2 separate regions of the Homo sapiens genome follow, and region 1 is linked to region 2. The links are chromatin loops, found by intact Hi-C in ENCODE. Cell type or tissue: ascending aorta. All regions are shown on one strand. Each heading gives the region's core, and the rest is flanking DNA. Links, peaks and the distances in the headings are about the cores only.

What was found. Peaks named below come from ENCODE experiments on the same cell type or tissue, not always from the same donor. Only the 100,000 strongest peaks of a DNase experiment are listed, where the experiment ranks them.
Region 1: it touches region 2 in a loop (3-fold over the local background); 2 of 110 quality-filtered maps call a loop at or near these places.

Annotation. Positions count from the first base shown.
Region 1 is chr10:79,493,811-79,508,980 of GRCh38, reverse strand. It overlaps LOC729815 (a long non-coding RNA gene), which reads left to right. Exons shown (of 3, transcript NR_136624.1): 3 at 1,196-2,611. It also overlaps the pseudogene TPRX1P1. Among named protein-coding and RNA genes, the nearest start is that of EIF5AL1, 11 kb to the left of the region's middle. RefSeq lists a silencer at 10,690-10,890. In ascending aorta, for the core only: a CTCF peak has its summit at 6,334; no DNase peak of the experiment used is centred there.
Region 2 is chr10:80,137,484-80,152,653 of GRCh38, reverse strand. It overlaps PLAC9 (placenta associated 9), which reads right to left. Exons shown (of 4, transcript NM_001012973.3): 2 at 10,475-10,572; 3 at 8,311-8,431; 4 at 7,295-7,754. The coding sequence ends at 7,744. It overlaps ANXA11 (annexin A11), which reads left to right. Exons shown (of 16, transcript NM_145868.2): 16 at 1-1,765. Among named protein-coding and RNA genes, the nearest start is that of PLAC9, 12 kb to the right of the region's middle. In ascending aorta, for the core only: a CTCF peak has its summit at 8,758 (motif pointing left); DNase peaks (open chromatin) are centred at 6,534, 8,042, 8,487, 8,763 and 2 weaker places; H3K27ac peaks cover 2,341 bases.

The sequences.
Region 1 (15,170 bases), core at 2,533-10,532, 640 kb after region 2:
TCAAACATATTTTTAAAACTTCTGTTGTTGAGAATTCCCACCTCATTTTTCCATGGACAAAATTATTCTTTATGTCATAGTGCACTTAAAATTTGGTATTACCTAGAAGTTAAAGAAATGTGATAACCATGCCAAACTGATATCTCTATGTAAGATTATTCCGTCAGAAAACCCTCTCCCAGTTCCCCTGCAGCTCTTCAGGAATCCCCATCTCCCCAGAGCTCTTTGTGCCCATGGATGGCGCTTCCAAAGTAGAGAAGACCGTTTGTCAAGAAGGGAAGCAGAAGGGGGACGAGAGGGTCTTGCAGGCAGAGCTGGAATCGACTTCCACTCTGCTTCTTGCAAGCTGTGTGATGCTAGGTGAAATTTCTCCTTCCTCTGGAGCCTCTATTTTCTTAGATTTGGAGCAGGGTGGTCACACTGACCTTGTAGATTTCTGAGAATCAGAGACAGCACATGAAAAGCCTGGAGGCCATTCTCTTAAGAGTAGCTGTGACTCATGTGTGGACAATGGGCTTTTCATGCTTCTGTTTCTCTCTGTTTATCTGATGCAAGGAACATGCTCCGGTGATGATGGTGAGGGAGGAATTAGGATAGACATAGACACCCCTGTGTCAGAAACATGCTTCTTTATTACTGGGTTATGACTCTGTCTTCCCAGGGACAGGCCCCCAGCCTGCGTACATTTGCAGACAGAGTGGCGTGTGGGGATAGCAGTTTGTCCCCACGACTTTTCTTCACTCCCCTGCTGTTGGCAGGACTCAGTTGAAGGGAGACTTTATGGCATTCATGCTGCCATTTTGAAACCTGGAGGAGGGAAAGGTGCAAGGGACTATCACCCGAGGCATAAGGTGCAGCTTGTGTTGGTTTTGGTGTTTTTGTCCATCATATTCATATATTTCAAAACATTTTCTCCTCCTGACTTGTAGGTCAATGTGGCTGCAGGGAAGCTCATCCTTTCTCAGAATGGCCCTACTTGCCCGATCTCATGGCTGGCCCTTCAGGACCATTGATGGGCTGCCAGCCGCCTCCTCTACCGGGTGTTGTCTGGGAACTCAAACACTCCCTCCATCTGAAGGTTTTCTGGGACCTCAACAAACTCCTCCACTGGAGTGTCCTCTGGGAACTCAAGCACCTCTTGCACTGGAGAGTCCCCTGAAAACTTAACCACCTCCTCCACTCGATTGTTCTCCAGGGCCTCATCCAGCTCCTGCAGCTGTCAGTCCTCTCAGACCTCATCCACCTGCAGCTGTCAGTCCTCTCAGACCTCATCAACCTGCAGCTGTCAGTCCTCTGGGACCTCATCCACCTCCTGCAACTGGCAGTCCTCCCGGATCTCATCTACCTGCAGCTGTCAGTCCTCCGGGACCTCATCCACCTCCTGCAGCTGTCAGTCCTCTGAGACCTCATCCACCTGCAGCTGTCAGTCCTCTGGGACCTCATCCACCTCCTGCAGCTGGCAGTTCTCCCGGACCTCATCTACCTGCCGCTGTCAGTCCTCCAGGACCTCATCCACCTCCTGCAGCTGTCAGTCCTCCAGGACCTCATCCACCTCCTGCAGCTGTCAGTCCTCCCGGACATCATCCACCTGCAGCTGTCAGACCTCCAGGACCTCATCCACCTCCTGTAGCTATCAGTCCTCCCGGACCTCATCTACCTGCAGCTGTCAGTCCTCCGGGACCTCATCCACCTCCTGCAACTGGCAGTCCTCCCGGACCTCATCTACCTGCAGCTGTCAGTCCTCCGGGACCTCATCCACCTCCTACAGCTGTCAGTCCTCCGGGACCTCATCCACCTGCAGCTGTCAGTCCTCTGGGACCTCATCCACCTCCTGCAGCTGTCAGTCCTCCGGGACCTCATCCACCTGCAGCTGTCAGTCCTCTGGGACCTCATCCACCTCCTGCAGCTGGCAGTCCTCCCGGACCTCATCTACCTGCAGCTGTCAGTCCTCCAGGACCTCATCCACCTCCTGCAGCTGTCAGTCCTCCGGGACCTCATCGACCTGCAGCTGTCAGTCCTCTGGGACCTCATCCACCTCCTGCAGCTGTCAGTCCTCCCGGACATCATCCACCTGCAGCTGTCAGTTCTCCAGGACCTCATCCACCTCCTGTAGCTGTCAGTCCTCCCGGACCTCATCTACCTGCAGCTGTCAGTCCTCTGGGACCTCATCCACCTCCTGCATCTGTTGGTCCTCTGGGACCTCATCCACTTCCTGCAGTGGTAGGTTCTCTGGGACCTCATCCACCTCCTGCAACTGTAGGTCTTCTGGGACCTCATCCACCTCCTGAAGCTGTTGGTCCTCTGGGGCCTTATCCACCTTCTGCAACTGTAGGTCTTCTGGGACCTCATCCACCTCCTGCAGCTGGTGGTCCTCTCGGACCTCATCCATCTCCTGCACCAGTAGGTCCTCTGGGATCTCATCCACCTCCTGCAGCTGTTGGTCCTCTGGGACCTCATCCACCTCCTGCAGCTCCTTGTCCTCCCGGACCTTATCCATCTTCTGCATGTTTCTGTCCTCCGGGACCTCATCCATCTTTTATAGCTGCCTTTCCTCTGGGACATCATTCACCTTTTTGTTCTGTGAGGCCTCTGGGACCTCCGACTACATCTCCACTTAGTAATCTCTGGATCCTCAGCCACCCCTTCTACCTGGGTGGCCTCTGGCCCCTCAACTACCACCTTCACATGAATCTCCTCAGCTACTTCAATAATCTCCACTTGTGGTCCCTGGGACTTCAGCCACCTCCTCCACCAGGGTCTCTTCTAGTACATCTGCCACCTCCTCCACTTGCCTGGCCTCTGCTATCTGAACCAACTCCTCTGGGACCTCAACCAGCTCCTCTACCCATTGTGGCCTGTAAGACCTCAACCACCAACTCCACATGTACCACTTGGTATGTTTATCTGAACAGTATGAACTAAGTTGCAAAATGGACTCATCTTTCCTTTTTTGAATGAATAGAAATGTCACAGATTGTACTGCAAGGCTTTGCAATATGAGGGTAGCACTGGCTGAGGATGTGGTCACTTTGCTCAAGTTTCTGAGACTACAAATCAGTTGCATTATTTTCTCATTATGACTTTGGCAGCAGGTATCTTCTGTAGATAAGGAAAGAGTTTTTTTTTTTATTTTATTTTGGTGGGGGACAGAGTCTCACTCTGTCACCCAGGCTGGGGTGCAGGGGTGCACTCCTGGCTCACTGCAACCTCCGCCTCTAGGGCCCAGGTGATCCTTCCACCTCAGCCTCCAGAGTGGCTGGGACTACAGGTGTGCAACACCATGCTTGGCTAATGTTTTTTTGTTTTACTTTTTGTAGAGACCATGTTTCACCATGTTGCTCAGGCTGGCCTCAAGCTCCTGGAGCCATGCCATCTGCCCACTTTGGCCTCCCAGAGTGCCAAGATTACAAGTGTGAGCCACTGTGCCCAGCCAGAGATTGTTTATAGAAGCTAGAAATACAAGCTTTGCAGGCTTGTGTGGAACCTGGGCCATATGGCCAGCTCTGTGAGGGATGAGACCCATCCCTGACTGGCAGGGCATCCTGTGTGCTGCAGCAGAGAGACCCACACTGAAGGGCACAGAGCTTCTGACCAGCCCAATGGAAACACAAGTGAAGGGACACAGGGTGCAGAAGGAGGAGACAGAATCTCCTGGGAGTAAACAGGAGGCCGTGGAAGAGAAAGCTGAAGCAGGGAGGTGTGACATGGGGGGTTGTTGAACTCAGGTAGAGCTGGAAGGCTGCTCCTAGCCAGGCAAGCAGCGTGAGCAGGAGCATGGAGGCTGCGGTGAGGGCCACACAGAGCTGCCATGGGAGCTCAGATACCACATTGTGCACAGGAAATTACCACCCCAGCACTTCCTTGTTGCCCTACAGCCTTTAGTCCATTATTGGTAGGAAGATGATTCTTTCCCTGGGTGCATGAAGGCTCTAGATCGGGGTGAATGAATGCCTAGAGGTCTGAAAATTTTAACTTGGTTCTGTCAGGGGAACCTGTCTCCCTGAGTTTTCACGGCCTAAGGAGACTAACAATGAGGATGGGTCTGGTTCAGTGGAGCTGCGGCCTTGGCCTTCAGAATGAGGCCAACTCTGGCTGGAAACTCAAGGCCAATCCTGAGCTGCTGTGACCTACTCTGATCTCCTGCACCCTCTCCTTCCCACCTACAACTCTCAGCTTTGCATCTCCCAACCTTGGCAGGCAAAATGCTTCCCCTTCCCTGTGTCTTTGCTGCCTAAGCCCAGACACCAACTCTCAGTAGAGCTCAGAGCCCCAGCTTTCTCAGAAATGAGCTGGGAATGATGCGATTATGAGGTCATGGTGAGGACAGGGAGACCAAGCTCATAAGGAAGGCATCTTGCAAAATAGCTGGTAGATGGTAGAGCCTCACCCCTCCCGCTGGTTAAATGAAAATATTTCCACTCAGAAGATCAGCAAAAGGTGTTCATTGAAGTTCATTTAATAAACCTTAGGGTGTAGCAGCTCAGGCTCTGGGATTTCCAGTTTCTCTTTCAAAAGATAAGGGAAAGCCCCTGTCTCCAAGATTAGAATTCAGATCCTTACGAGATGAAGAGATCCTAAAAATGCATACACAGTTAAACTCTGAGATTTGTATCTGTGATCTGTGGATAATTATTCTCCATGACATACAGACACAGATATGGCCACACACAGAAGTATTCAGCAGGGGCACAGATATTTCATAGAAGACAAAATGTATATTGGGCAAAAGAAGGTCACCTGGAAATAAACCGAAATCTTTTTACCTTACAGGATAATTTTGAAATTTGAAGAGTCTCCTGGGCCATGATATCTTGGAAAAGTCTCCACCATATTTGATGCTCCATGCCCCGTGCTCCCTCCTCTCTCTCTCATTTCCAGTGTTTCCCTTTAGAAACATTTGCAGTCCTATCTTTCTGGGTGTCTGCTTCCTGGAGGACCAGTTCACACCCCAGGGTATACCAGGTGTGACTCCTCGTACACTATTCAAACTCAGGCAGATACTGCCTTGCTGGACACAGAAGCAGGGTTACCCTTTGGGTAGTGTTGACTGGTAAGGGCCCGAGGGGGACTTCTGGGGTGGGGGAATATCCTGTATCCAGCCACGGGTGGAGGTTGTGCTCATTCATTCTAGAAAGAGTCACTGTGTTCCTAGTGACTGCCAGTGGTGCCTTGTGAGCAGATAGACAGTAATACATCCCCATGAGGTGGCCAACTTCTGACAGGGAATAGAAGGGCCCAGCAGCGGCTGTGGAGCCCTTAAGGAGCCTCGCAGAGACTCAGGGTTTGTCAGAGCCCATGCCCCACTGAGCCAGCTGCCCCCCGGTAGCACCAACTCCAGGCGGCTCTAAGGGAAGCTGAGCTGGGTGTAGACATTTCTCCATAAGTCCTGTGCCCCCCACCATCTTCCTGTAATTTTTAAATTGTGTGATAGGCAGAGATCGGTGGTGAGAGGCTAACTGAGCTGGACTGGAGAGGAGTGAAGAACGCAGGGGTGAGGTCAGTCAGAGGACGGGACAGGCAGAGAGAAGATGAGAGAGAAGGGATGAGAGAGGGAGGGGAAGGACAAAGAGAAGGAGAAAGACAGGGAGGATAGAGAGAGAGGGGTTGAAACAGTGAGAGAAAGAGAGAAGGGAGAGAGAGAGAAGGTGGAGGGTGAGGGGAGAGAGAGAGAGATGGAGATGGGAGGATGGAGTCATGGAGAGAAGTTGATTTGGGCCCAGGGGGAGAAAAGGAAAGCTGGAAGAGACAAAGACAGAAGGACCCACAGTGAGAACCAAGGGAGCTGGAGGGAGGGAGGTGTCCAGAGAGCTGGCCAGTGATCCACATACCGAGAGGAAGGCAGAGAGTAAAAGAGAAGAGAGGAATGAAGACAGAGGAAACAAGAGAGATGGAGAGGACTGAGACAGGGAGAGGAGGCTGGAGAGAATCACAGACAAACAGCACAATAGAGGAAGGGAAAGAGTTGTTGAAGACAGGGTCACAGAAAGAGAGAAAGGAAGGACAAAGAGGGAGGCAGAGAGAAGCAGAGAGAAGCAGAGAAAGAGAAAGCAGGGAACAAAGCAGTGAGCCGGCAGGAGGTGGAGGGGGGGCGGCACAGCAGTTGGGAGGAGTTCTTGCACTCCAAGCCGTGACCTCCTTGGGGCCTTGAAAGCCCATCACATGGGGACACGTAGGCCTCCCTTGTGGCTGGGTTGCTGTGTGGAGCCTCTGGGTCTGTCCCTGAAGCAGGGACTTCCAGGGGAAAGGGCTGCCCTGTCACAGGTTTGCCTCCTCTGTGGGGTGGGGACCCAGAGCAGCCTCCCTCGCTGTCCTGGTCCCTGCTGCATTTCCCATCCTGGCCAGCTAGGTGGCCGTCAAGTCCCATACCTGGGAACCAGGCTGAGACCCTTTGTCCAGCCTCATCTGTTCTCACCTGGCTCCAGATTCCAGCCACAGCTCTGGCAAACAGTCCATGCGTGCTGGCTGTCACCAGATCCACACACCCCGGGTGGATTCCTGCCCTGTTCCCACAGGACAGCCCTCAACCAATGGAGACAGGAACCTGGAGTTAAATGCTTCTCCCTTTTTCACTGAGAGAGAGACATGCACAGTCTGATGCACTTTCTTTCCTTCTTTCTTTTTCTTTCTTTTTTTTTCTTAAGACAGAGTCTCTCTCTGTCACCAAGGCTGGAGTGCAGGGGCACGATCTGGGCTCACTGCCACCTCCACCTCCCGGGTTCAAGCAATTCTCCCACCTCAGCCTCCCGAGTAGCTGGGATTACAGGCACTAGTTACCACGCCCAGCTAATTTTTGTATTTTTAGTAGAGATGCGGTTTCACCATATTGGTCAGGCTGGTCTCAGACTCCTGATCTCAGGTAATCTGCCTGCCTCAGCCTCCCAAGGTGCTGGAATTACAGGCATGAGCCACCACACCTGGCCGTGATGCACTTTCTAGATGCTGTCCTAGAGATCACACTGTGTTAAGCCTCAGTTGCCTTCAATGTGGTCATCTCTACAGTATACCCTTAGCTTTTTTCTCCTCCGTTACTTTCCCAGACCCTCACTCTGCTCCCTGGATTCACTTTTCGAAATAGTCCTCCTGCTGCAAAGTCCTGGGCACCTGCCCTACTTTCAGCATTGGAAGGGGGGCCCAGGCTAAGACCATGAGGCCCCACTGTGGGCGCCCACAGCCCCGTTCCTCCCTCTATTCCCACCACAGTCACATCCTCCTGTCCCTCAGTGCTTCCTCGCCTTTCCCTCCAGCCCACCGTGAGATCCCAGGGGACGGAGCAGCCCCTTCTCTGCCCCAGTGCAGGGCTTGGCCTTAGCACACGGTCAGTCTGTGCTGGGGTGAAGTGATGAATGAGTGAGTGGTTGAGTGATAATGCATCATCAGATCTGTCTTTTCCACATGTCTCTATCTCCACCCAGAACCAGTTTTCTCATCCACAAATGGGCATTTGAGGCTGGGTGCTCCTAAACCCTACAAAATTCAGAGCTGGCACAGTTGGGGACTGACCTTCCTTGATCTCACCTCACTTTCTGTATCTATAAAATGGGGTACCTTTCTCTAAGAGTAAAAAGGAGGCCTGGCATAGGGAAAGAAACTCAGCTCGAGCATCCAGAACATCCATCTTGCTCTCAAATACCTAATACAGGGGACCATGTTTTCTGCTATAATTGGTATTGGAGCTGGTACCATTTATTAAAGGTAATTCAGTTACAAAGCTTCAATTATTAAAACTGTGTAGTAAACGTGTATATATGGACAGACAAATAGAAGAGGAAGTCCAGATGTAGACAGAAATCCATACAGAAATAGAGAATGGGACAAAGGAAACATCTCAATGCAGGGTGTTCAGACACCTGGCCAATCATCTGAAAACTGAAAGAATAAAATACGCCGGGCGCGATGACTCATGCCTGTAATCCCAGAACTTTGGGAGGCCAAGGTGGGCAGATCACCTGAGGTCAGGAGTTTGAGACCAGCATGGCCAACAGGGTGAAACCCCATCTCTATTAAAAACACAAAAATTAAGCAGGGTGTGGTGGCGGGTGCCTGTAATCCCAGCTACTCGGGAGGCTGAGTCAGAAGAATCACTTGAACCCGGGAGGCATAGGTTGCAGTGAGCCAAGATCACGTCACTGCACTACATACAGCTTGGGTGACAAGAGTGAAACTCTGTCTTAAATAAATAAATAAATAAATAAAATTTAGTCCTTTTCTCAAAGTAGACAGTGATATAAATTCCAAATGCATTATGATTTAATACTTAAAGAAAAATCATGATGTCATGAGGATGTACATCTGTCAAGCCTCATCAACTTGTATCCTTTAAATAGATGCCTTTTGTTATATGTAAATTATATCTCATGAAAGTTGGTTAGAAAACATAAAAGTATTGGAAGAATATGTGAGAGAATTCCATTCTAACCTTGAAGTGGGTGGGGTGATTGGAGTCCCTCTAACCATGACTCAATATCTAAAAACCATAAAATAAATTCATTACTAAATCTGACTACACAAATTCAAAAAAATCTACATGGCATGAAGCACCATAAGAAAAATCAAAAGGCAATTCACACTGGACAAATATTTGTAACTCAGATCACAGGAAAAGGGCTGACTTCACAAATATCTGGAGTTCAAAAATGAGAAATAACCAAACAGTCCATTAGGAAAACATGCACGGAACAAGAACAGACTTTCCTGTTTTTTTTTTTTTTTTTTTTTTTTGAGACAGAGTCTCGCTCTGCTGCGCAGCCTGGAGTGCAATGGTGCAACCTCAGTTCACTGCAACCTCCACCTCGCAGGTTCAAGCAATTCTCCTCCCTCAGCCTCCCAAGTAGCTGGATTATGGACACCCACCACCACGCCCGACTAATTTTTGTATTTTTAGTAGAGATGGGGTTTCACCATGTTGGCCAGGCTGATCTCAAACTCCTGACCTCAGGTGATCCACTTGCCTCAGCTTCCCAAAGTGCTGAGATCCCAGGCATGAGAGAATCCCAGACCCGGGCCCCATCTTAAGCTCTGGTTGGATGCCAAGCCTAGGCTCACTCCCAGGCCCAGTCCCAGTTCTAGGCCCACGCCCAGGATCACTCCCAGCCCCAGCCCCAGGCCCCTTGTGGCCTCAGAGCCCCTATGCCTCCGACTTCTTGACAGACACTCAGTTATTCCCTCACTTCACGGAGGTGCTCCCACCTCTAGACGTCAGTCTTCACGATGATGTCTCAGTACAAAGAAGGGCAGGGCTCTATGGACAAAAAAGACTCAGGGTTTCAGTACCAAGAGGAGGATATCTCTGTGAATGAAAACTATTCAGACCCCAGGTAACCACTGGGTTGGTAAGGGGCCTGTGCCTGCAAAGTCCTACAGATCCCAGTGGGCCTGGAGTGGCTGGTCTACACCACTGATAACTTTCTGCAGCAAATGCACCGCCCTTCACCCACTCTGCTGCAGGTGGGCATTTGCTGTCTTCACTGTGCGGCCATCACAGGTGGCTCTGCTGTGAATGTACCTGCCTCTCATTTGAATTGAGCCTGAGCATTTCTTTGCTGGGATTGGAACCACTGTCCACTGGGATATTTGGCATTAGTGAATGCTGCTTGAGAGCTTTGTAAAGGGCTTTTCCCAGTGCTTCTGATGGTCAGCGTCTTTGCCAACATTTAGGATTGTGAGACTTTTTAACGTTTCTTGATCCAATGACTTGTGGCTTTGTTGTGGTTGTAATATCCATTTTCCTGATGGTTGAGAGGTTAAGAAATTCTCACATGTTAATTGAACCTTAGAAATTCTCTAATGTGTCTATTTGTTTATCCATTTTTTTTCATTTATTGGAATGTATTCTGCCTTGGCAATTAAAGTTCTGCAAATACCAAAACAAGCAAACAAACAAACAAAAAAAACAATTTTTCTCAAACTTTTCCCAAAAATTAAAGAGGAGGGAATTCTTCCCAACTCAGTCTATAAGGCCAGCATTACCCTGATACCCAAACAAGACAAGGACACACACACACACAAAAAAACACTACAGGCGGTATTCCTAATGAACATAGATGAAAACATTTTCAACAAAATACTACCAAGCTGAATCTAACAATGAATCAAAAAGATAATATGCCATGATCAAGTGGGATTTAGGGGTGGTTTCAGGATGAAACTGTTCCACCTCAGATCATTAGGCATTAGTAAGATTCTCATAAGGAGCCGGCAACCTAGATCCCTTGAATGCACAGTTCACAATAGGGTTCATGCTCCTATGAGAATCTAATGCTGTCACTGATCTGACAGGAGGTGGAGCTCAGGCAGTAATCAGAGGGATGGGGAGCGGCTGTAGACACAGATGAAGCTCCGCTCACTTGCCTGCTACTCACCTCCTGCTGTGCAGCCCCATTCCTAACAGGCCACAGACCAGTCCTCGGCCAGGGTGTGGGGACCCCTGCTGTAAAGGGTTCCTACCAAGATTAGAAGGGAAGAAGGAAAGGGGATCACCTGGAAGCCACATGGAGACGGGGCAAGACATGAGATGCCTAGAGAAAAAGATGACTCAGGAGGACACAATCACTGAGTCTTTGAAGGACTGTCACGTATGAAGTTCACAGCTGTGTATGAAGTTCACAGCTGTGTCCTATGAAGAGAAATTAGAGGAACACAGATTTTGACTGTAATTTATAATTAGACTAAGGCATTTAGTAATAGAATGAACTGCTTAAAGATGTACTGAGCTCTCCATCGCTGAAAGTATGCAAACAACAATTGGCTGGCTGTCTTCCAGGGAGGCTGCTCACATACATGACTCCTACATGAAGGATCATGTGAGTCCTGCATGAAGGATGTCAACGGTGACTCTAAGGTCCCTAAGTTGTTTGGTTTCTTTTGTTTCTTTGTTTTGAGACAGGGTCTTGCTCTGTTGCCCAGGCTGGAGTACAGTGGCGTGATCTTGATTCACTGCAGCCTTGATCCTCTGGGCTCAAGCAATCCTCCCATTTTAGCCTCCTGAGTAGCCGGGACTACAGGCACATGCCACCATGCCCAGCTAATTTCCTTCTTTTATTCTTTCTTTCTTTCTTTCTTTCTTTCTTTCTTTCTTTCTTTCTCTTTCTTTCTTTCTTTCTTTCTTTTCTTCTCTCTCTCTCTTTCTTTCTTTCTTTCTATCTTTCTTTTAAGACGGGTTTCATCATGTTGCCCAGGCTGGTCTTGAACAGCTGAGCTCAAGCAATCCCCTGCCTTTGCCTCTCAAAGTGCTAGGATTACAGGCGTGAGCCACCGCAGCCAGCCACCTGGCCCCAAAGGCAGCTTCATCCCTTCAGGTCCTCCACTCTCAGCCAATTCATTCAGCCACTGAGACAGTCATTTTGCATTTGTTGGAAGATGTTAAATTGCAACTGCATGCTCAGGCCAAGACTCTGGTGATGCACAGCACATCTAGAAGAAAAAAATAGTTGGAGAGGGCAGAATTCTGCAAAGAGAGAAGAGGAAAGGTTGATAATGACGAGTCAGAACATAGGCTCCAGGAGTCAGGACTATTCCATCTGAACCAGATGTGTGTACATAATTTCCCCTTGGGGGCTGCACTCATCAGGTTCTCTGCAGAAACAGAATCACTCCAGATGGCTCCCATGAAGACACTATAAAGCAATACTGACAGAGGTGGCAGGTTAAGGGACAATATGGGGAATGGAGAGGCTCCCAGAAACTAGCAACAGTGGGAAGACTTTAGCACCCCTAGGCTGAAGGGGTTAGGAGAGGAAATGTCCCCGACTTTTTAAGAGCTGGAGCCATGAAAGAGGAGTCACCCAAGTGAACAGCAACCCTGGAGATCATGCAGCTGCAAGACGCTGGGTGGAAACACCCCCAGCTTCTCTCCTCCCACCGTCCAGAGTTCCATGGTACCTCCCATTGGTTAACCAAAAACCAATGGCAAAGAGTCAGAGAGACTTAGCCTGCAGGAGTGAGCCTCCTGGGGCACAGGGCAGACAGAAAGGCAAAGAAAGAAGTATGAGGGTCCAGGGAGTGACAAATAGAGTGACCAGAGTAGGGGCTCCTTTCCTTGCCCCGTGACAGGGACTGTGGTTTGCCCCACAGTACCCTGCTGTTTTGATGCAGACACACAGTGGGCCATTTTGGACCATAAAGATGAGGTTCTGGTCCCCAAAGCCTCAGGGCTACTGCCCAGCTCCAGAATGCTGTCATTAAGACTGCTAGTTGAGAGGCACTCAAACTAGTAGTGGCTCAGAGCTGTCAACCTGTACCTACCAGAGGTATAATTTTGATAATTGCAGAGTGTCCATCTTTAAGGAGGCTTAAAGAGCTCACTGCATGGTTTTACATTGGCCAGAAGAGAGCTGGTCCTCTTCTTGAATAGGACTCCCAGCCCTGAGATTGTCCAGAGCAGCTCTAACCTTGCTCAGGGACGTTCTCATCCAGTATAGATTTCCTTCTAGTGCCCTCTGCAAAATGCTGGTGTTAGCCCTGAGCAGGGCAGGGTAGTGCTGGATGATTCTGCAGCTCTCTGCCTCTCTTTGAGGCAGCCTTTTTGTCTTGCATTGCTGTTCTCCCCCTCACTGGTTGCATCTTCTTATCCCTGGACAGTTCATGGTGAGGGCAGTTGCTGGTAAGAATCACTTCCTGCTGGACCCCAAGACGATAAGAGCTAGCCCACTGTACAGCAGCATCTTACTTCCTGTGTGACTCCATTAAGCCCTCCCCTGGAGGCAGTAGGGTCCCCGCTCGATCACTTCACATCCCATGGAGCATGGGATTCCCTGACCCAAAGGAAGTCGGGGAAGAAGACAACAGAGAAGACATGCCCCCATTCCTGTCTCCACCTTCCAAGTTGCCTGCCTGGCTCACACAACAAGGCATATACAATTTATAGATAAATCTATTTTACGTTGGTATTTTTTTAGGTTACAAAGCAATTTCACATAGAATTTTACTCAACTGGAGAAGTTTCAGAAAAGCGGTTTTTCATTCCCATTTTGCAGATGAAGAAACTGAGGTTTCGAGGTGGTAAAGTAACTTACCCAGTGGCATACAACTGGCAACCAGTTGGGCTAGCACTGAAACCTAGTTTCTAAGATTTATTTCAGAGGGTCTTTCTCTTTTCCTAGAGAAGCTCCATATAGTTAAGGAAAAATCTCTTTTTCCTAGTGGACTTTTTTTTTTTTTTTTTGAGACGGCGTCTCGCTCTGTCCCCAGGCTGGAGTGCAGTGGCACGACCTCGGCTCACCACAAGCTCCGCCTCCCGGGTTCACACCATTCTCCTGCTTCAGCCTCCCGAGTAGCTGGGACTACAGGTGCCCGCCACACAGACCCCTTTTAGGCCACACAGCCTCCCTGAACTCCAGGAGAACAGCCCATAGGGGAGAAAGACACCTCCCAACATGACGCAGAATAGCTACACCCGTAACTCTGTGTCTTCCTGACCCTGGAAAAAGTGAAAACTAGTGTGCGACGCCAGCACTCTAAAAACGTCAATCCTCTGGTAGGGGGACGTCTGGTGTTCGCCTCAGCTGTTGCCCTCTCAGGAACACCTGTCCAGATCTCCCTCTTCCAAACTGCGCTGCTGCCGCTTCCCCTCTGCCCCCACTGCACTCCTGACCCCCCTTACTGCAGTGCCTTTTCTCTTTGTCTTTAAATAGCACTTATCACCTTCTAACATTCTGTACAATTTCCTTCCTGTATAAATTTCATATTTGTTTCCCCTCACTAGAATAGAAGCTCCAGGAGGGCAGAGACTTTTATTTCTCCATGTGCCTAGAATAGTATATGACATTCAGGAGTGCAAAAAACGTGTGCAAGGAAGGGAGTGAGGAGGGGACCCTAACATTGACATTCCACAAGAGCCTAGGCCTGTGATCCAGATGTGTGGACCCTCGACCTCTCACTCATGACCTAGAGGTGGCTAAGGCCGGGGAGCAGCCTCTGGTAGCTGAGGATGGGAGGCCCAGTCAATGGCTCACCGCCCAGCCTGTTGGGAAGGCGCAGCCATGGGTGGGAGGGAGCAGGGGGAAATATTGTGTTCATTTTACGGAGACAGAGCTACTGGCCAGGGATGGACTTAACTAAGCCTGAGTCTGGCGAGACAAGGGCAGATTAATGCTGATCAGGTACAGTCCTTTCCCTGGGGCTGGGGTGGGGCTAGGAGCAAGGGTTTTGTTCAAGTGTGTTACTGGCCAAAGGGGCTTGAAGCCAGGCCCAGAGGTGGGTGAGGCAAATATCCCTTTGGGACAGAGCAAATCTCCCTCCAGGAAAAGAAGACAGCTGGACCTTGCCTGTCTGGGCCATGATGAGCCAAAAGAGTTAGTGTGTTTGACTTTACAACCTACCAACCCTTTCACAGGTATGGTCTCATTTGGGCCCTCCAGCCACCTATCAGGGAATAAATGTGTTTATAGGTGAGGAGAGGAAGGCACGAGGGCAGAAGATGCTTGCAGGAGGAGCAGGTGGTGGCTGGAACTCATGGCTCCAGATCCCTTGCTGACTCTATCACCTATCTAATGGGAGGAGCTGACACTCGTACACTTCCCCGGCTGTGGACTGAGCCCACTAGGGAGGTAGGGTGGTCCCTCCAAGCTTACACCATGCCCTGTGCTGGAAGGCAGAGTAAACCCACACTGAACAACTAAATTTCCAGGTTTCATCCCCGACTCAGCTGCAGTTTGGGAAGCCACTGCTGCTCCCTGGGACTCAGTTTCCCCACCTGGAAAAGCCAAGCCCTGTCCAGTTGATGAAGCTCAGGTAGGCTTCAGTGAGACTTGAGCACAACTAGGCTTTGTGCCTTGTTGGACTCCAGTCACTAGCCAGGAGTTTCCAGAAGCTTCTGTGGGAGATCATCCTCACCCCATCCCTCTCCCTCCACCTTCCTGTTCTCTTCCCATCCTCTTCTCCCACTGTCCTTGTCCATGAGATCTGAATAAAAGCAAAGCAACTTGTAAGTGCTCTCCACTTCCCTGTCCAGCAGCTGCTCCAGTGAGCACCATGGCAGCCACAGAAGCTGCCAGGAGAGGACACTTTATGGGAAGAGGACTCTGGATGGGGCTGTGCCTCCTCCCAAGGGGTGAGTGGTGATAGCAGGACTTACTCCAGGCTTTCAATGACTTTCACTTCAAAAAGGAGCCCACGATGGAACAGCCCAAATGTCCATCAGTGGATGAATGGACAAACAAGATGTGGTCTGTCCA
Region 2 (15,170 bases), core at 4,759-12,758:
CTGCTGATGAGATAGCTGCTGAATAAAACTACATTTTACCTGCCTATGGCCCGCCAGGTTTTCTTTCAGCTATCGCCCATCCACCCAGTCCCCTCGAACCTCAGCATGGGCTGGAACCTGACCCTGGGCATGACATTTGGCATAGTTGTGGACCTGACACCTGTGTTTGTCCTAGTCCTGTTTCTCCCTGCCTTCCTGTTCCTCTCGCTGCCCTCATGGTCACTCCCAAGAGATCCAACCCATGTTAAGTATGGGCTGGAGGACTGCATGAATGCCTCATGATCTTCCCAGAGGCAAAGGCACCTACTGCCTTCCAAGGTCAGTGGGAGGTTGGGATCAACACTGTTTATTATGCTTAGGACAAAAAAGATAGGGAGAAAGATGTGCAACCTTACAGGTCATCTTTCTGGGATAGAACACAATGGGTCTTCTCCTGCCTCCTGGATATGTTAGTCAAGGCCAGTCCATGCTACACATCTAGTCTGACTTCTAAAATAGAAGCACCAGATGAATTCAGCCCTGAGAGAATTTTCAGCAGCTGTGGGGGCGCTGGAGGAAACACTATTAAATAGTTTTGCACCTGAGACAGATAGCCTCACTCGCCTCACCCTAGTCCTGGTGGCATTTGTCTCAGGTGCAAAATTTAAGAAAGAAACCTTGGAGTGCTCACCCTGTGGCTGGGTAGATGGTCCTAAAGTGGTGGTTTTCAAGCCTGAGTGTGTATCAGGATCATCAGGGGAGCTTGCTAAAGAGCAGTTCCTGCGGTCAGACCCTCATGCATTTTGAGCAGGTGTGGGGACTGGGAAACTGCATCTGTAACCTGCTGTAATCTAACGCTTATCTAAATACTACTGTGCTCACACAGAGAACACCGCAAAAGTAGAGGTGTTCCTCCAGAGGGCAGGTGAGCAGATGGCACAGTCTGCTTGGAATTCAGTCAGGTGATGAGAGATGAGATGAGGCACTCCTAGCTTTGGGAAGAGGGAGCTGAAAGATGAACCTTTGCAGGTGCCCACGGTCAAAGTGGTGGTTTAATGCCATGCCATGCCCATTTTCTGTTGGCCTTGGCAGGGAGTTACAGCCCTACCTTAGGACCTGGCTCCTTATTTCTGCTGTAGGCTCTTTCCTGCCCTGGCCGAGATGGAGTGGAATGAGACCTAGAAACATCAAGCTAAATACATGTCCTCAGAAAGATAAAGGTTTACATTTTCACCCCCATCAAATCTGAAAGCTCTCTGCCTGTGTTTTTCTAAGGGATAGGGACATCATTACTCAGTCCACAACCTGGACTCATGTAGGGTCCCCTGTCAGTAAAGGAGTCAGTCAAGCCCACCAGGTATACCAAGGACTCTTACCCTCAGCCCCTACTCCTTGGAAAGCTGCCCCTTGGCCTAATATTGGTGTTTAGCTTGAGCCTGACTCCTTCTCAACACTAAGAGCTGATGAAGTCCTGAAGCAGAAAGAGCTCTGACCTGAGAGTCAAACATCCTTATTCTGATCTCAGCTCAGCCCCTGATTTGTTGTGTGACCCTGGATATGTCACTTCCTGTCTTTTTGACTTTTTAAAATGAAGGGTAGACTAGAGGAGAGCTTCTAAAACTTTAATGTGGTCAACGAAATGGAATAGGAAATTCCACAAGTCTGTCCTTCCACAAAAGCAGCAAATAAGGTGGCAAAAACTCAAATTTATGGGAACTCTGGAAACGAATTGAAAGTTTACAGCAATCAGGTGAATACCTAAGAATAAAAGCTGGATTTAGTAAGAGAGCTTTGTTGTGTTTTAGCTTACCCTGGCCCCATCCCCCACTCCCCAGCATGGCAGCAGCATCAAAAACAATATCCCTCATTCCCTGTATAGGTTCCTGTCACTGGAGGTAGCAGATTAGACCTTATTTTCAAGAAGTATGTTGATTTTGATTTGATTTGTTGCTCCCTGAAGGACTGGTTCAAATGCCTTTCTTTTATTTTGCCTAATTTGGAGCTCTCCTAAAGTGAAGATGGCAGCCTGGAAAGACGTTTCAAGGTCAGTGTATTAGTGGCTCATGCCTAGGGGAAGGAATAACATTTGGAGCAAACAGGAGACAAATTGAAAAGCTTCAGGAGGAAAGGCTAGGAAATAAGATTCTTTGGGTGAGAATAAGGACTTTAAAGAGATTCCACATATTCCTGGGAATCTGAAAGACCATACACATGCCTAGGGCTGGGCATGTGCTTAAAAAGACTTGAGAGGGCCCTATGCTGTCACCTCTGCCTGACCTTCAGGCTCCGTGCAAGCAGGAAGTGAAGGCTAAGGCATAGTTATAAACTGCATGGGTGAAGGTTGAAAGGTGTGTCCCAACACAGAACACATCTGCAAATGCTACGAGGCATTTTGTTGTTCCAAGTGTTCAAAGAAATCTTTTGAATCACTAGCTGACCACTAAGCTAACCAAAGACTTAGTGGCCACACCTGACAAAGAATACAAACTAAAAAACTAAAAATGTAGTTCAAGAAAATAACAGGCTGGGCACAGTGGCTCACATCGGTAATCCCAGCACTTTGGGAGGCTGAGGCAGGTGGATCACTTGAACCCAGGACTTTGAGACCAGCCTGGGCAACATGGCAAAACCCCATCTCTGCAAAAAATACTAAAAATTTGCAGGGCCTGGTGGCACACACTTATAGTCCCAGCTGCCCAGGAGGCTGAGGTGGGAGGATCACCTGACCCTGGGAGGTCCAGGCTGTAGTGAGCCATAATCCTGCCATTGCACTCCAGCCTAGGTGACACAGTGGAGGAATAATTTTATTTCCAAACTTGCCACATTATAAATAATATTCAGAATGTTCAGTTTTCAACAAAAACTATGAGGTATGCGAAGAAACAAAGTATGGCTCATACATAGAAAAAAAATCTGTTAATAGAAACTGAGGAAAGCTCAGACATTGGACTTAACAGACAAGACTTTAAGTCAATTATTTTCAGAAAGGTCAAAGAACTAAAGGAAACCAGGAGAATGATGTCTCACCAATATTGGTAAAGAGACTGGAATTATAAAAAGGAACCAAATAGAAGTTCTGGAATTGAGAAGTACACAAATAAAAAATTCATTGGAAGGGTTCCAGAGCAGACTTAAAAAGGAAGAAGACAAAAATCAGCAAACTTCAAGATAGGTCAATTGAGATTACCCATTCTGAGGTGCAGAAAGAAAACAACAACAACAAAAAAGCTAACTGAGCCTAAGACACCTGCAGGACACCATCAAGTGTACCAACATACACCTAATAAGAATCAAGAGAAGAGTGAATGTAGAAGAAATTTTTAAAGAAACAATGGCTGAAAACATAATGAAAGACATTAATCTACACATACAAAAAGCTCAATGAATTGTAAGTAGGGTCAACTCAAAGAGACACTCAGTGTGACATTGAAACACATTATAATCATACTGTCCAAAAGCAAAGCAAATCCTGAAAGCAGAAAGAGCCACTGGACACGTACAAGAAATCTTCGATAAGATTAATAGCCAATTTCTCATCCAACATCATGGAAGTGAGAAGGCAATGAGATGACATATTCAGTGTGCTGAAAGGAAAATCTTGGGTGGTCTTGATACTTGTAGATGTTCATCTGTGTCTGAGCATTGAAGAGTTAGGTATTTATCATAGTCTTCACAGTCTGTGCTTGTTTGTACCTATCCTTCTTGGGAAGGCTTTCCAGATATTTGAATGGCTTGGGTGTTGTGCTCTAAGCTGTATCTGCTTAAGGATTCACCCCAAGCCCAATAACACTTTGGTTTTTTTTTAGCCTCATAGAGTTACTGCCTTGATGGTCTTGGACAAGATTCAGGATTCTCTGTATTACCATACAGAGACTCTTGTTCATTCCGTTACTGTCTCCCAAACAAAGGGAGTCCCTTTCTCTGTTCTAAGCCACCTGAAGCTGGGGGTGAAAGGACACAAGCACCCCTGTGGCCACCACCACTAGGACTGCACTGGGTCAGACCTGAAAGCCAGCACAGCACTGGCTCTCACCCAAGGCCTGCAGTTACCACTCCCTGGCTACTGCCTGTGTCTGCTCAAGGCCCTGGGGCTCTACAATCGGCTGGTGGCAGAGCCAGCCAGGCTTGTGTCCTTCCCTTCAGAACAGCAAGGTCCTCCAGGCCCCAGCTGGGCCCAAAGGTGCCATCTGGGAGCCAGCAACTAGGGTAAAAAATCTTAGAAGTCTACCTGGTGTTCTGTTATACTGCAGGTGAGCTGGCACTGAATCCACAAGATGCAGTCCTTCCCTCTCTTGCTTCCGCTTTCCCAAGGCAGAGGTGCCTCACTCCATGGCCACCGCCACCACAGGCCCACAGGGAGTACTGCCAGACTACTGCTGATGTTCTCTTAAGGCCCAGGGAGTCTTCAACCAGCTGGTGGTGAATGCTGCCTGGCATGGGACCCCCCCCTCCAGGGCAGTGGGCGCCCCTCTGGCCCAGGGTAGGTCCATAAATGCCATCTAAGAGACAAGTCCTGGAATTGGCATTCCCAAGAACCATTTGGTGCTTTACTGTCCTGTGGTTGAGCTGGTATCTAAGGTGTAAGACAAAGCCCACTTTACTTTTCCCTCCACTTTTCTCTAGCAGGAATCTTGCCTTGTAACCACCACAGCTGGGAATGTGCTGGCTGAATCTGAACCTGAAACCGACAAGACCGAGTCTCACCCAAGGCCCTCAGCATAGTACCCAGGTATCTCTGCTGGTTATTCAGGGACCAAGGGCTCTTCAGTTAACAGGCAATGAATGCAGCCAAGACTGGGTCCTTTCCTTCAAGGCAGTGGGTTCCCTTCCAGCCCAGGGTGTGTCTAGAATTGTGGCCCAGGAACGAAAATCCTGAACAACATGCTGGCAGACTAAATCCAGCAGCATATTAAAAGCATTATACACCATGACCAAGTGAAATTTATCCCAGGACTGCAAAGGTCATTTAATATATGAAAATCAGGCCAAGCACAGTGGCTCACTCATGCCTGTAATCCCAGCACTTTGGGAGGCCAAGGCGGGTGGATCACCTGAGGTCAGAAGTTCAAGACCAGCCTGGCCAACATGGCGAAACCCTGTCTCTACTAAAAATACAAAAATTAGCCGGGTATGGTGGTGGGTGCCTGTAATCCCAGCTACTCGGGAGGCTAAGGCAGGAGAATTGCTTAAACCTGGGAGGCAGAGGTTGCAGTGAGCTGAGATCGTGCCACTGCACTCCAGCCTGAGCAACAGAGTGAGACTCTGTCTTAAAAAAAAAAAAAAAAAAATCGATGTAATGCATGTAATTAATAAAATGAAAGGGGAAAATCACATGATCATCTCAATTGATGCAGAAAAAGCATTTGAAAAAACCCAACATCCTTTCATGATTAAAAAAACACTCAACTAAGACTAGAAGGAAAATGTCTCAACCTGCTAGAGGGCATCTATGAATAAGCCACAGCTAATATTGCAGGTGGGAATGTAAAATAGTACAGCTGCAATACAAAAGAGTTTGGTGGTTCTTCAAAAAGTTAAACGTAAGAGTTACCATGTGACTCAGCAATTTCATTCCTACATATAGACCCAAAACAAATTAAAAAACAAATATTCACACAAAAACTCATACGGATGTTCATAGCAACATTATTCATGATAGCTAAAAAATGCAAACAACCCAAATGTCCCTCAATTGTCGAATAAATGAATAAAATGTGGGCCAGGTGTGGTGGCTCACACCTGTAATCCCAGCACTTTGGGAGGCTGAGGCGGGTGGATCAAGAAGTCAGAAGTTCAAGACCAGCCTGACCAACATGGTGAAACCCTGTCTCTACTGAAAATACAAAAATTAGCCAGGCGTGGTGGTGTGCACCTGTAATTCCAGCTACCCAGGAAGCTGAGGCAGGAGAATTGCCTGAACCCGGGAGGCAGAGGTTGCAGTGAGCTGAGATCATGCCACTGCACTACAGCATGGGTGACAGAGCGAGACTCTGTCTAAAAAAATAAAAGAATAAAATGTGGTATATTCATACAATGAAACATTATTCATCCGTAAGAAGGAATTAAGTACCGATACATGCTACAATACAGATGGCCCTTGAAAACATTATGCTCAGAGAAAGAAGCCAGATACAGCTAGACTACGTATTGTGTGATTCTACCTACAGTACTACCCCCTTACCTTCAGGGGATAAATTTCAATACCCCTAGCAGATGCCTGAAACCACAATAGTATCTAATCCTATTATACTATGTTTTTTCCTATGCATGCATACCTATGAAGTTTAATTTATAAATTAGGCACCATAAGAAATTAGCAACGATAGCTAAGAATAAAATAGAACAATTAGAACAATATGCCAGCTTCTGTGAAGGGAGAGTTGTGTGAAAAACAACAACCATATGCCAGCAGCACTGCTCTTGCACTTTGGGTCTTGATTAAGAGAAAGAAGTGTTGCTGGAACACAAGCACTGTGATACTGTGGCCATTGATCTGGTAACTGAGAAGGCTGCTAAGTGACTAACAGGCAGGAAGTGTAGACGGCGTGGACCATGCTGGACAAAGGGAGCATTCACATCCGGGGCGGGATGAAGTGGGATGGCAAGAGATTTCATCACGCCACTTAGAATGATGTGCAATTGAAAACTCATATATTGTTTATTTCTGGAGTTTAATATTTTAGGACTGTGGTTGACTGCAGGTAACTGAAACCATGGAAGGTGAAACCACAGATAAAGCCGGACTACTGTATTTAAAATGTCCAGAATAGGCAAGTTCGTGAAGACAGAGATCAGTGGTTTCCAGTGGGGTGTGGGGAGCGGGAATGGGATGTGACTGCTTAATAGATACACAGTTTCTTTCTAGAGAGAGAACAATGTTCTGGAACTGGTGGTGATGACTGCACAACTTCTGAATGTACTGGAAGCCACTGCATTTGTACAATTTTTTTTCTTTTTCTTTTTTTTTTTTTTGAGACAAGGTCTCACTGTCTCCCAGGCTGGAGTGCAGTGGCATGATCATGGCTCACCACAGCCTTGACCTCCAGGGCTCAGGTGATCCTCCCACCTCAGCCTCCTGAGTAGCTGGGACTACAGGCACGTGCCACTATGCCCGGCTAATTTTTGTATTTTTTTGTAGGGATGGGGTTTCACCATGTTGCCCAGGCTGGTCTCAAACTTCTGGGCTCAAGTGATCCTCCTACCTTGGCCTCCCAAAGGGCTAGGATTATAGGTGTAAGCCACCGCCCCCAGCCTTGTACAATTTAAAATGGTTAAAATGATGAATTTTACATTGAATTTCACTTCATAGGAAAAATTTTTAAAAACAACAACAAACCACTTTAATGGACACATAAAATCCCTGGGGGTCTCATTGCAATGCAGATTTGGATTAAACAGTCTGGGTGGGTCCTGAGACCCTGATCCCCTTGCTTTTCACCTATGGCCACATTTTGAGAAGCAAGGCCACTCAAAGGGCCCCCATCTGTGTGAATCAACCCCTGCTCCATCTGCCCCTATAAATGACAGGAGTGGGGGTGTCCCCAGGTCTGAGCCTGGAGGGGGTTGCAGGCTTCCTCCAGGCATGGAAGTGGAGTGAGAGGAGGCTGTAGTTAAACGGGTTACTCTGTCAGCAGACACAGAGGAGACCAGAATAGCTTTTATTTCACATGAAGCTAAGGAAGGAAGTCGAGAGGACAGGGCTGGTTCTGTGGGCGCTGCCTGGCAGGTGCACCACCTCCAACTGCTGGGCTCCAGCTCCAGGGCTCAGAAGCCATCTGAAAGAAAGCAGAGGCCCCCAGTGAGCAAGCTGGGGTGCCGCAGAGTACCTGCCCCCGTGGTGCCCAGCAGTTCCTTCCCTTCCCTCCCCGGCCCCCAGGAACTACTGCGCGCGGGACACAAGGATCAAGGAGAGAGCAGAGTGCAACCCCAACCCTGCCTGATCAGTGGGGACGCCCGTCTTCCCTGCGAGAGTTTTGGGGTGGAACAGGAGTGGCTGCTCAGGGGAAAATTAAAGGAGCTGAGAAGCTCCAGTCGTGAGAAGGCTAATGAAGGAGGCAGTTTCTCCGCGCAGGGGTTGTGCTGAGATGGCATCTAGGGCCGGCTCTTCCAGAACCTCATTTGACACTGGGCGGCAGCCACCGGGTGTGGCAGGTGGGGCGGGGCGGGCGGGGAGCAGGGATGATGCCGTCCCGCTTCCGTCCCCAGGGAGCGCTGGGGCCCTCCCTGCCAGCCAGGCTACACCTGTGCAGTGGAGCAGCCGTCCCTGTCTCGCCTGCCCAGCGCCAGATGACAGCCGCCCAGAGGCTGTCCTCTGCCACCTGCACTGCTCACCTCCGAGAAGGTCGGGAGCGGGGCTGAAGGGTCCCGGGGGCAGGTTCCAGGCCAGCTCCTCCAGCAGGCCCAGCAGGCCTTTCACCTCTGTCCCCAGGTGATCCACGGTCTTCTCTACCATCTAGAGTGGGAAGTGGGGTAAAGTCGAGGACAGAAGTGGTTCCACGTTCCGCTTCATCAGCTAGGTCCTAAGAGAGCAGCTGGCGGTCCAGTGCGGTGCAGTGGGAAAGGACTGGGCGCTAAGTGACCTGGGTTTTCCTCACTCAGGCTCTGCCCCTACCTGCCTCAGTTTCCCCAGATGACAATATCCTAGGGGGCTTGCTCTCTAAGGCTCCTTCTTTTTTGGCACTTAGTCACAGATTTGGATGAAGCGCCTGTAGAATACCTTCTCCCTTTTGGACTTTGCAGCCTGGAGCTCACATTCCTTTTGTTGTTCCGCCCCCTGGTGGTATCTCTGCCAAATGACAGGTTTGGGATTCTGAAATTTACTGAGTTCTTAATGGTTTTTCCCTGTGTATGCCATGGACCCCATTGGCAGTGTGGTGAAGCCTACAGACCTCTTCTCAGAATAATGCCTTAAATGCAAAAAATAAAACATATAGAATTACTAAGGGCACCAATTGCATTAAAATATTATTCAAGTATTAGGCCGGGCGTGGTGGCTCACGCCTGTAATCCCAGCACTTTGGGAGGCCAAGGGGGGCAGATCATCGGAGGTCAGGAGTTCAAGATCAGCCTAGCCAACGTGGCGAAACCCTGTCTCTACTAAAAATACAAAAAGAAGCCGGGCATGGTGGTGCGCGTCTGTAGTCTCAGCTACTCGGGAGGCTGAGGCAAGAGAATCACTTGAACCGGGAGGTGGAGGTTGCAGTGAGCCGAGATCACACCATTGCACTCCAGCCTGGGTGACAGAGTGAGACTCTGCCTCAAAAAAAAAAAAAAAAAAAAAAAAAATTCAAGTATTTAAAATTAAACTTTTTGGCCCAGCATGGTGGCTCACGCCTGTAATCCCAGCACTTTGGGAGGTTGAGGCGAGATCACTTGAGGTCAGGAGTTTGAGACTAGCCTGGCCAACATGGTGAAACCCCATCTCTACCAGAGGTACAAAAAATTAGCCGGGCATGGTAAGTACAAAAAATTAGCTGGGCATGGTGGTGCATGCCTGTAGTCCCAGCTACTCGGGAGGTTGAGGCATGAGAATCACTGGAACCTGGGAGGCAGAGGTTGCAGTGAGCCAAGATTGTACCATGGGCTCCAGCCTGGGTGACAGGGCAAGACTCTGTCAAAAAAAAATTTAAATTTTTGATGTAATATATGTATTGGCCGGGCACAGTGGCTCATGCCTGTAATCCCAGCACCTTGGGAGGCCGAGGTGGGCAGATGGCTTGAGCTCAGGAGTTCGAGACCAGCCTGGGCAACATAGCAAAACCTTGCCTCTACAAAATAAATACAGAAATTAGCTAGGCATGGTGGCACATGTGTCTGTAGTCTCAGCTACTTGGGAGACTGAGGTGGGAGGATTGCTTGAGCCTGGGAGGTGGAAGTTGCAGTGAGCCGAGACTGCACCACGGCACTCCAGCCTGGTAGACAGACAGAGACCCTGCCTCAAAAAAAATAAAATGTATTTATTAACTCACTAAATCACATGATTTAACATCAGGCCTAATAACAACTGAAATTTTGACATAAGGAAGGATAAAAATTATATGTTGAGATATTCATAACTAGAAGATGAAATTATCTGGATTTCTATTGATGACAAAGTTATAGTACTGTTAATACCACGGCTCGCTGTTTGTATTTATGATGAATGAGAATGCTCAATTTCAGTTAAAGGCTTGTGACAATAAAGATGTAAACTTTTCCCCACACAAGTTAGGAATCGTGGCTATATAACAAAACAGTGACTGAATTTCCACCTTCCCATCCAGTAATGATGTTGAAATATCCGGGTGGGGGTAAGCAAGGCCTTAGGGGAGGCAGGGTCCACTGGGGGCTGGGCAGCCCGGCAGCCTAGATGGGAGGGTGATGTTGGACGAGGTGGCCACAGGGCAGGATCGGCCCGGATGTCCTCACATTCCAAAGCAAGCTTGCATCTGCCCATAAAAACACCATCCTAGAAGGTGGTCCTGAACTCGCATGTCCTTCCAAACCACCCTGTTACCTCCTCCATGACATCTAGACGGCGTTGCACAGCCATGTGTCTGTCACACGCTGTGCTCTGAGCTGAGTCTCCTCGCGGAGGGCTGAAGGGTTCGGCAGCTGTGGGAAAACAAGTCTTGTCACTGTGGGACCCTTAGTTTTCCATAATGCCAGAGACTCCTGTAAACACTGGGCTCAAATGAGGTCAGTCCTCAAAGCAAACTCAGGAGCAAGCGGAGGACGGCCCAGGTGGGGGTCAGTGTGCGAGTGTCAGCCATCTCAATCCCACCAGTCTCTACAGCCACAGTCACCTACAGACCCAGATGAACTTCCTCAAGGAGGTGAAGCCCAGGGAGGAAGGGAGGATGGGCTTCAGCCAGGCAGAATGGCACCTGCAACAATGGAGAGGTCTGAAAGAGCAGGGCTCACTGTGCAAAACCTGCAGGGAGCCCGCGGTGGCTGGAGATACAGGGTGGGCGGGAGAGAGAGACTGGAGAGGGAAGTCCTGGAAATGAAGCCAAGGGGGCAGAGCTTTAACCCAGGGGCTTTAATAAACCAGTTCTGATGCTTGTTTGTTTTTTTGTGTGTTTGTTTGTTTGTTTTGAGATGGAGTCTCGCTCTGTCGCCCAGGCTGGAGTGCAATGGTGCGATCTCAGCTCACTCCAACCTCCGCCTCCTGGGTTCAAGCGATTCTCCTGCCTCAGCCTCCTGAGTAGCTGGGATTACAAGCACCTGCCACCACGCCCTGCTAATTTTTGTATTTTTAGCAGAGACAGGGTTTCACCATGTTGGTCAGCCTGGTCTCAAACTCCTGACCTCAGGTGATCCACCCGCCTCAGCCTTCCAAAGTGCTGGGATTACAGGTGTAAGCCACCAAGCCAGGCCAAGGGGGGTTATTTTAACAGAAAAGTCACAGAGCCAAACATGAATTTTTTAAATATAGGGAATAGATTGGAGGGAGATGCCTTTGAAGGCAGGAGGTTACTGCAGCAATCAGGATAAGAGGGGTGAAGGAGAAGTGATGAGCAGAGGCAGGAGCTGTAGGAATAGTGAGGAAGAAAATGAAAGGAGATATTTCAGTAGCAGCGTTGACACTGGGAACCCGTTAGTAACAGCTGGCATGTGATGAGTGCTTACCATGCACCATGTAGGGTGCTAACTTAACCTCTCCAACAACCTGTTGTTATGCCCAATCTACACGTAGGAAAACTGATGCACAGAAGGGTGAAAGGATGTGTCCAAAGTCACTACTCATAAGCAGAGGACTCATGAGGCCAAGAAGAGGGCCAATAAATTGGGAGAAATGGGGGCTGAAGAGGCTGGAGGTCTTAGGAATCACAGGAGGAACAAGAGGTAAAGAATATTGCAATTTTAGCCAGGCATGGTGGCTCACACCTGTAATCCCAGCACTTTGGGAGGGCGAGGTAGGCGCACGAGGTCAGGAGATTGAGACCATCCTGGCTAACATGGTGAAACCCCTCTCAACTCTTGATTCACCATTGTTCTCCTTGAGTTAGCTCTTCCAGGCACCATCAACCCTCAGAGCAGAAGTCTCAGAGCCCTGATGCCGAGCTTGGGTTTCAGAGTTGGTAACCCTGAGATGCCTGTGGGGCATCAGGGTTGGCTGGAACCTTGGAGAACGCTGACACTCAGGAAGGAGGGTGCTGCCCCAGAAGTCAAGAGAAGCCAAGAGCTTTACAGATTCTGCAGAGGATGAAAAGCGTCAGCAGGGCCGAAAGCAGCGGAGAGGTCTAGCAAGATAAGGACTGGAAAGAGAGCACAGAAAGGCCCTGCTAAATTTCACCCCAGCACTTTTAGGAGTGGTGGAAAAGCAGAGTTTGGATTACCATGAGATGAGGAGGGAAGGTGAGGTTGGGGGTGGAAACTTGGATTCTGGAAAATTTCACGAAGCTTGGCTGTGAAGGAAGGGAGATTGGATCGCAAGGTCTAGAGGAGTATTTATGGTTGTCATTTTTTTTTTTAAAGCATTGGAAAACACAATCATGCTTACAGCCTGAGGGACAGGAGGAAGACAGGAGAACCCAAGGATGAACTTCCTGAACTGATGGGAGGCCCTGGATCCAGAGGGGGTGGGACCACATCTCGAAGGAAGACAGAGGGAATGCAGCAAAAATGGGCAAAGGCAAACCATCTAACTAGAGGGCCAAAAAGTGGAGTGAGCTCCCACCTGATGGCCTCTATTTACTCTGTGCAGTAAGATGGAGATCACGTAGGGAGGAGAGCTAGATGTTAAAATTACAAGAATTCTATGAGTAGGTTGCTAAACACAGACATTAAAATAGTGACCATGGTGTCTGGAAATGGTAGCTCGTGCCTGTAATCCTAGCACTTTGGGAGGCCGAGTGGGAGGGTCGCTTGAGGCCAGGAGTTCAAGACCAGCCTGATCAACATAGTGAGACCCCATTTCTAAAAAGAAAAAAAATTTTAAGTTAAAAAAAAAATGGTGGCCATGATGAGAACATTTACACCACGGAAATCAACGACCCCCCTCCCCACTTTTTTTTGAGAGCCAGTCCATCAGTGCACCACTAGGTAAGGGACTTGAATAAAGAGAGGGCTTCAAAAGGGGATGTGCAGAATGAGGGATGCAGTGTAGGAGGGCTATGCAGAATGAGCCGGCATCAACAAGGAATCCTGGAAGCACGAGTCCTCCCCCAGCAGTGCTCCACAGTCTGGGTGCAGGGCAGCAAAGACAGATGGCTGGATGGAGCTGAAACCTAGGAGTCTGCAGGATGGATGTGGTGGAGGCAAGGGGCCAAGGAACTGAGATTTGGCCAGAGGTTTAGGAGAGGAGGCCTGGAATCCAGCTGGGATGAGGAAGGAAATGAGGCCAAGAAGAGGGCCAATGAATTGGGAGAAATGGGGGCTGAAGAGACTGGAGGTCTTAGGAATCACAGGAGGAACAAGAGGTAAAGAATGTTGCAATTTTAGCCAGGCGCGGTGGCTCACGCCTGTAATCCCAGCACTTTGGGAGGCCGAGGCGGGCAGATCATGAGGTCAGGAGATCGAGACCATCCTGGCTAACACGGTGAAACCCCGTCTCTACTAAAAATACAAAAAAATTAGCCGGGCGTGGCGGTGGGCACCTGTAGTCCCAGCTACTAGGGAGGCTGAGGCAGGAGAATGGCGTGAACCCGGGAGGCAGAGCTTGCAGTGAGTGGAGATCGCGCCACTGCACTCCAGCCTGGGTGACAGAGCTAGACTCCGTCTCAAAAAAAAAAAAAAAAAAGGAATATTGCAATTTAACTTTTAGAGGTCGAGCAGCTTCAGAGAGTGACAATATTAAGGCTGTGGCCATGGATGCGGGCATCCAAAGCTCAATAGGGGGAGTTATGGAACTTGATCTCTCTACGTGCAATGCTTGTAGCTGTAAGGCCTTGGTATTGGATGGGTTGGCCAAGGGGCCATCTGCAGTTGTCTAGAAGTGGGGCAGGTCTTGAGGTAGGACAGAGCTGATGATGGATGTGTAACTCTGAGAGGCTGAGTGATTTCCCCAAGGTCACACCATCTGCAAATGCCTGGACCTCAGGCACCCTGACCTCCTGTTCTCATCTCAGCAAGGTGGGGACCCCCTGCCCTGTGATTTTCTGATTCCAACTCTATCTAGCTCTCAGCACTTCCACTCAGAGATGAGAACAGGACCAGAGACAAAATGTCCTTCCACTCTGAGCATCTTTTGTGGAGAACAATCTGTTTTCCAAATTATCCTTTTCATTATTTCCCTCCACTGAACTTAGAAAATACTCTTCAAAAGATAATGGTGTTATTGCTGAATCTGGGGAGGGAGGAGGACATTATAATGGCCCTTTGGTTATTTTTTTAATGCAAGTATTTTAAAGACCTATACTGAAATATTTACAGATGAAAGGCTGTGCTGTCTTGGATTTACTTCCAAAGTAAATAATCCAGGCCTCAGTGGGGATGGTGGAGAGGCATGCGTGGATGTTTAGAGCAAACAGGATGGGCTGAGAGTTGCTGATTGTTGAAGCTGGGTGATGAGCAAATGGGGGTGCATTCAGCGATTCTGTCTACTGTTGTGTGCACGATTTGAAATGTTCCATAACAAAAGCTGGCTGTCTGACGAGGTTGTCAGCAGAAAGCAGCAGCCATTGTGGGCTGCAGGCATTCATGTAAAATATTCAGAGAGAGAGAGGCCCCTGGGGGCTATGCTCCATCCTGGCCCCACATCCTGAGAAGGCCCTTGAGAGGCAGGAGCAGGTCTAGAGGAGGCTATGGGAAGGGACTCCTCTTTTTTTTTTTTTTTTTTAGACAGGGTCTCACTCTGTCACCCAGGCTGAAGTGCAGTGGCACAATCATGGCTCACTGCAACCTCTTCTTCCCGGGTTCAAGCAATTCTCCCACCTCAGCCTCCAGAGTAGCTGGGACTACAGGCACACACTACCATGCCTGGCTACGTTTTGTATTTTTTGTAGAGATAGGATTTCACTACGTTGCCCAGGCTAAGCTCAAACCCCTGGGCTTAAGTGATCCGCCTGTCTCGGCCTCCCAAAGTGCTGGGATTATAGGAGTGAACAACCGCACCCAGTCTGGGACTCCAAATTTTAACTCAATTCTCTCAGCTGAAACTGGGCTGCTCAGCTTGGAGAGGAAAAGCTCTGAGGGGGCCTCTGTTGTCACCCACAGAGTGGCCGTCCTAGGGGAGGGCCTGTTGTCATGAGTCTGTGGATACACATACC